Linked DNA regions of Homo sapiens: region 1 is linked to region 2. The links are chromatin contacts, found by Hi-C or POLR2A ChIA-PET in ENCODE. All regions are on one chromosome and are shown on one strand. The core of a region is the stretch at or near the end of the contact, and the rest is flanking DNA. Distances in the headings are between cores, read along the strand shown.

Region 1 (3,203 bases), core at 688-3,187, 540 kb before region 2:
TTATTATTATTTTGAGGCTGGAGTGCAATAGTGCAATATCTGCTCACCACAACCTCTGTGTCCTGGGTTCAAGCTATTCTCCTGCCTCAGCCTCCCGAGTAGCTGGGATTACAGGCATGTGCCACCATGCCCAGCTAATTTTGTATTTTTAGTAAAGACGGGGTTTCTCCATGTTGGCGAGGCAGGTCTGGAACTCCCGACCTCAGGTGATCCGCCTGCCTCAGTCTCCCAAAGTGCTGGGATTACAGCCATGAGTCACCACACCTGGCTAAAATGAGCAGATTATAAAGTGTTGTCAATAACACAACAAATCTAAAAAGTTGTTGATGAAAAAAATCTGTGGAGAAGATCTGAGGTTGTTTAATGCAACTTACTGCACATTGTACAGTTATTTTGGGCAATGAGGTAAATAACTGCCTGGAATTGAGGTATGGCAAAAATTAATTTTCAATAGGATTAAAAGATAAATGTCTTTCCTTGGGAAAAGACATTTCAAATATTTACCTCCAGTACATAAGTGTTTAGTGGGCAGGGCGTGGTGGCTCATCCCTGTAATCCTAGCACTTTGGGAGGCTGAGGAAGGAGGATCGCCTGAGGCCAGGAGTTCAAGACCTTCCTGGCCAACATAGACCCCATCTCTATTTTTTTTTTCCAAAAAGTAGTGTTTGCGAAATAGCAACATAATCAAAACACCACTGAAATCATGTTTCTAATTGACAATTTGAATGTCTGTAAATATCCATGGATTAAAATTTGTGAGTAACACTATTTTTAAAAAGTTTTTCTTTGCATATGAATGCCAGGTCATAGTAAATGACACTATTGTAATGCCATGCAACATTTGATATAGAAAGTTCACAACTGGCCAGGTGCGGTGGCTCACGCCTGTAATCCCAGCACTTTGGGAGGCCGAGGCGGACGGATCATGAGGTTAGGAGATAGAGACCATCCTGGCTAACACGTTGAAACCCCATCTCTACTAAAAAAAAAATACAAAAAAATTAGCCAGGCGTGGTGGTGGGAGCCTGTAGTCCCAGCTACTCGGGAGGCTGAGGCAGGAGAATGGTGTGAACCTGGGAGGCAGAGGTTGCAGTAAGCCGAGATCGCACCACTGTACTCTGGAGACAGAGCGAGACTTCGTCTCAAAAAATAAAAAAAATAAAAAAAGTTTACAACTGAAGAATGTGGATAATTTCCTGGATTTTGTTTTAATTGAATTCCTTTGTGTCTTAATGACCAAAAGCAGCCCTGGTTTTATTTTCAACTGAAAGTATTCTTCACAGATGAAACATGACACAATTAGACTCTTGCTTGATGAATCTCCAGTGCCTGGCACTTAACAGGCCCTATTTGTGTTTAATTTATATGGAAGTTCTAACATCCAGAATGGTTAAAGTGGGCAGAGCAATTCTAGTACAAAACCTTCCAGGTTCCCTGATAACATATTAGAGCGTTCTGAATAACAGTTCAAAGGGTATATTGACTTCTTTTTTTTTTTTTTTTTTTGAGACGGAGTTTCGCCCTCTCGCCCAGTTTGGAGTGCAGTGGTGCAATCTCAGCTTATTGCAACCTCTATCTCCCCAGTTCAAGCGATTCTCCTGCCTCGGCCTCCCAAGCAGCTGGGATAAAAGGCATGCACCACCACACCCGGATAGTTTTTGTATTTTTGTAGAGACGAGGTTTAACCACGTTAGCCAGGCTGGTCTCAAACCCCTGACCTCAAGGAATCCGCCAGCCTCGGCCTCCCAAAGGGCTGGGATTACAGGCGTGAGCCACCGCGCCCGGCCGGTATATTGACTTTTAATAGTTCCGTAAAATTAAAATACACATGATCAGCACTGATAAAATCCTGGAACCTCTAGGTAACCGGCCTGTAGTGAATACACTGGCTCCTCCAGAGGGCTATGGTGCTGGTAACTCTGACCTTCATTATAGCAAGAGACTGGCCCCTGGTGGTGGTGAAGCAGATAGAATCAGTATTCTGCCAACCAGGCACACTGCAGTCCACCAGGCCTACCCCGCTGCCTTACCACGTACTCCCCACTATTGGGGGAGAACATTCATTTTTATTTTGATCATGGGAAATATCTTCTAAGTAAAGGAATAACATACACACAGGCCTTTTTTTTAAACTTTAAGCCAACTTTTCTGAAATGCATTTATTCCGTCTGTCACAAAAAATTATTTAACATTTTCCCAAATCCTACAGAATCAGCATAGTGCTAGACACATTATAAGGCCCTCAATAAATACATAAATTAAAATTTAAAACATAAAATAATCTAGGAAGATAGCAAGTCTTTAGCATGCTGATTCAAATTTCCCTGTTAGAAAATGAATACTTTCTAACTGGATAAACTTGAGCCAAACTGTACATAAATGCATGTTCTTTCATGATCTTTAAATTGAAAAATCTGAGCTGGGTGCGGGAGCTCACACCTGTAATCCCAGCACTTTGGGAGGCCGAGGCGGTGGATCACTTGAGGTCAGGAATTCAAGACCAGCCTGGCCAACATGGTAAAATCCCGTCTCTACTAAAAACACAAAAATTAGGCGGGGGTGGTAGCACACTCCTGTAATCCCAGCTACTCGGGAGGCTGAAGCATGAGAATCACCTGAACCTGGGAGGCGGAGGTTGCAGTGAGCTGAGATCGTACCACTGCACTCCAGCTTGGGTGACAGAGCAAGACTACTGTCTCAAAAAAAAAAAAAAAAGAAAAAAAAAAAAAGAAAAAAGAAAAAGAAAAAGAAAAAATCTGGCTGTTTAAATAAAAATCTACTGCCTCAAAAATTTTTTTTCTTAAAAATTTTCTGTAAAAGGCCGTAAAATGTGAGCTAAATTTCTGTATTTTCTGTATTTAAGTTCCTTTGCATGTTTTTATTCCTAAATATATTATGAATAATGTAAAAATCATCAAGTGTAGCCACCCACATTGCAGATAGTTTATCTCATGCAAGTTTTAAATCTGGTTATGTGGCACTACCTCTAGAAACCACCCAGCACTTCCCTTTTATGGAAAAAACAAAGCATCTAAATTTTCAAAAATTTTGCTAGAGCGTTTCAACAGGCTCTTTCTTAAACAATTGGAATTTGCTTCTGACCAGCTAAATTGTTGATGAAAACTTAACCCTCTCAAGTCTAGTGAATCCATCTGGCATGGGCTTTCATTTTCAGATATCTTGTAAAAGATCACATTAAACAG
Region 2 (3,139 bases), core at 50-2,549:
AAATTTTTATTTATGATATCTAAATATAAATTTTTATTTATGATATCTAAATATAAATTTTTATATATGATATCTAAATATAAATTTTTATATATGATATCTAAATATAAATTTTTATATATGATATCTAAATATAAATTTTTATATATGATATCTAAATATAAATTTTTATATATGATATCTAAATATAAATTTTTATATATGATATATAAATATAAATTTTTATATATGATATATAAATATAAATTTTTATATATTTATGATATATAAATATAAATTTTTATATATTTATGATATATAAATATAAATTTTTATATATTTATATTTATGATATATAAATATAAATTTTTATATATTTATATTTATGATATATAAATATAAATTTTTATATATTTATATTTATGATATATAAATATAAATTTTTATATATTTATATTTATACATATAATAAATATAAATATAAATTTTTATATATTTATATTTATACATATAATAAATATAAATATATATATTTCGATTTATATCCTTGCTTAAATATATAAATATATATTTTATAAATATATAAATATATTTATATAATATAACATATATTTATATAAATTATATAAATTTATATATTTTTTAATATTTTATATTTAAATTTATATATATTTATATAAATATATATAAATTTATATTTATTTACATATTTAAGCTAGGAACTACTATTTTGTTTTAATTGCGTACATTTTGCTTGGAAATCACAGGAAGAAACACAACAAAGCATTGCCCAAGGTACAGAAACAATAATAAACGTACTTAAAACTCATTTAAATTCCAGCATTTTTCTCCTTATTTTAGAAGTTTAACATTTCAGAAGCAGACACTGCCTCCCTTCCTGCAACAACTTTCTCCTCTTAAGTCTCATTTTTCCCCAGTTTCAAGGGCGAATTCTAGAACTCCCCGGAACCGCCACCAGTTAACCAGAATTCCGTGGCTTTGGAAAATAAAACTGCTGTTATAGCTCTTCTGGGTATTTGAGAAATGCACTTGTGAAGGGTTAGAGTTGAATCTTTTGATGCGAAAGTCGGGTTTTCCTGATACTGGGATTCCGGGATTCCAGGTGTTGGGGTGGCCCAATTCCTGCGAGAAGCAATAGCGGGCGGTAACATGAGGAGCACGGTGCGTCCAGCGAGTCCTTCCGCCTGGGGCCCTGCCGACCCCCTGCCTGCGCCCCCAGGACTCTGGCCTCACCCGGCCGTGCCGGGGCCTCTGTGACGCGGCGTTCCAGGCACTCGGCCCCGGCCGAGCCCGTAGCTAGAGCGGCTCAGAGACAGGAGGCGGCGGCAGCAGCGGCGGCATGAACCACTGCCAGCTACCGGTGGTGATCGACAACGGCTCGGGAATGATCAAGGCGGGCGTGGCTGGGTGCCGGGAGCCCCAGTTTATCTACCCGAACATTATCGGCCGCGCCAAGGGCCAGAGCCGCGCGGCCCAGGGCGGGCTAGAACTCTGCGTGGGCGACCAAGCTCAGGACTGGAGGAGCTCGCTGTTCATCAGGTACCTCCTTCTCCCAGCAGGCTGCTGGGGCTGGGGAGGGTGGGTGGGGTGGGGGTGGGGTAGGGTGGGGCTGGGGAGGTTGGGGGGTGGGGCTGGGGTGGCTGGGGGTGGGGGGACTGGGGGTGTTGTCGGGGGGCAGGAAAGGACCCCAAAGGAGGTGCGCAATGGGGACAGAAAGAATAAGAAAGCCGGGAGCTGGAAAGCCCCATCCAGCTGGAATTACTACAAACGCACGGGCCACAAATCTCCAAGGGTACCACACATCTAAAAACTGAACATTTTGCTCTCTGTGGCTATACAAATGTATTAAAACGTATAAAGTTATCGAACGAATTCATTTAAGAATATTAACTCATGGTCCCTTTTGTCACTTGGGTTATTCTCTTCAATTGACATTTAAACTATACTATAATGTGGACATTTCCCAATTTTTTAAAAGTCACAAGGTTCCAAAGGACAGAGAAAATGGAAAGCAACAAAAATCGCAGAGGTAGGCCGGGCGCGGTGGCTCACGCCTGTAATCCTAGCACTTTGGGAGGCCGAGCAGGGCGGATCACGAGGTCAGGAGTTCGAGACCATCGTGGCTAACACGGTGAAACCCCGTCTCTACTAAAAATACAAAAAAATTAGCCGGGCGTGGTGGCGCGCGCCTGTAGTCCCAGCTACTCAGGAGACTGAGGCAGGAGAATGGCGTGAACCCGGGAGGCGGAGCTTGCAGTGAGCTGAGATCGCGCCACTGCACTCCAGCCTGGGTGACAGAGCGAGACTCTGTCTCCAAAAAAAAAAAAAAAAATTGCAGAGGTAAGTAGCTGTGCTATTTTTGGCTGACACTTACCTGCTGTGAGAGGCTGTGGCAGTTATTGCCCATAAAGGGATATTGGTAATAAACGCGGGGAATTAACTGAGGGTCGAAGACAATAGAAACTAGAAAAATAAAAAGCTGTCATTGATCTTATTGCTTTCCTTACAGTTACCCAGTGGAGCGTGGTCTCATTACTTCATGGGAGGACATGGAGATCATGTGGAAGCATATCTATGACTATAACCTAAAGCTGAAGCCGTGTGATGGCCCAGTCTTGATTACTGAGCCAGCGCTGAACCCACTGGCCAACCGGCAACAGATCACGGAAATGTTTTTTGAGCATCTGGGTGTTCCTGCCTTCTATATGTCCATCCAGGCTGTGCTGGCTCTCTTTGCTGCTGGCTTCACTACTGGCCTTGTGCTGAATTCAGGTGCTGGGGTTACCCAGAGTGTGCCCATCTTTGAGGGTTACTGTCTGCCTCATGGTGTGCAGCAACTGGATCTGGCAGGCCTTGACCTCACCAACTACCTCATGGTGCTAATGAAGAACCATGGTATCATGTTGCTCAGTGCTTCAGACAGAAAGATTGTTGAAGACATCAAGGAGAGCTTTTGTTATGTGGCAATGAACTACGAAGAGGAAATGGCCAAGAAACCCGATTGTCTAGAGAAAGTTTACCAACTACCTGATGGGAAGGTCATCCAGCTCCATGACCAGCTCTTTTCTTGTCCAGAGGCCCTCTTCTCTCCGTGTCATATGAACCTTGAGGCCCCTGGCATTGATAAGATATGCTTCAG

Evidence for each region. A loop is a pair of places that touch in the nucleus more often than their neighbours do. ChIA-PET counts read pairs that join two places held with the same protein, here RNA polymerase II (POLR2A). Pooled maps may share reads with other maps.
Region 1: a map with no recorded cell type shows a loop between it and region 2 (4-fold over the local background). The contact joins the enhancer-like site here to the promoter of ACTRT3 in region 2. A Hi-C loop is called at or near these places in 2 of 168 maps with a recorded cell type or tissue (OCI-LY7 and naive thymus-derived CD4-positive, alpha-beta T cell), 2 of 37 single-sample maps with no recorded cell type and 10 of 50 pooled maps. POLR2A ChIA-PET finds 5 or more read pairs at or near these places in 4 of 52 experiments (OCI-LY7, Panc1, activated B cell and 1 more).

The regions. Positions count from the first base shown.
Region 1 is chr3:170,309,070-170,312,272 of GRCh38, reverse strand. No RefSeq gene overlaps it. Among named protein-coding and RNA genes, the nearest start is that of SKIL, 47 kb to the left of the region's middle. Within about 2 kb of position 1,937, at least 3 of the 41 ENCODE cell types and tissues checked have a DNase peak (open chromatin) inside an H3K27ac peak, as active enhancers do.
Region 2 is chr3:169,767,721-169,770,859 of GRCh38, reverse strand. It overlaps ACTRT3 (actin related protein T3), which reads left to right and starts at 1,299. Exons shown (of 2, transcript NM_032487.5): 1 at 1,299-1,539; 2 at 2,510-3,139. The coding sequence starts at 1,340. RefSeq lists cis regulatory regions at 1,147, 2,504, enhancers at 1,075-1,219, 1,311-1,570, 2,432-2,576 and a silencer at 1,161-1,230.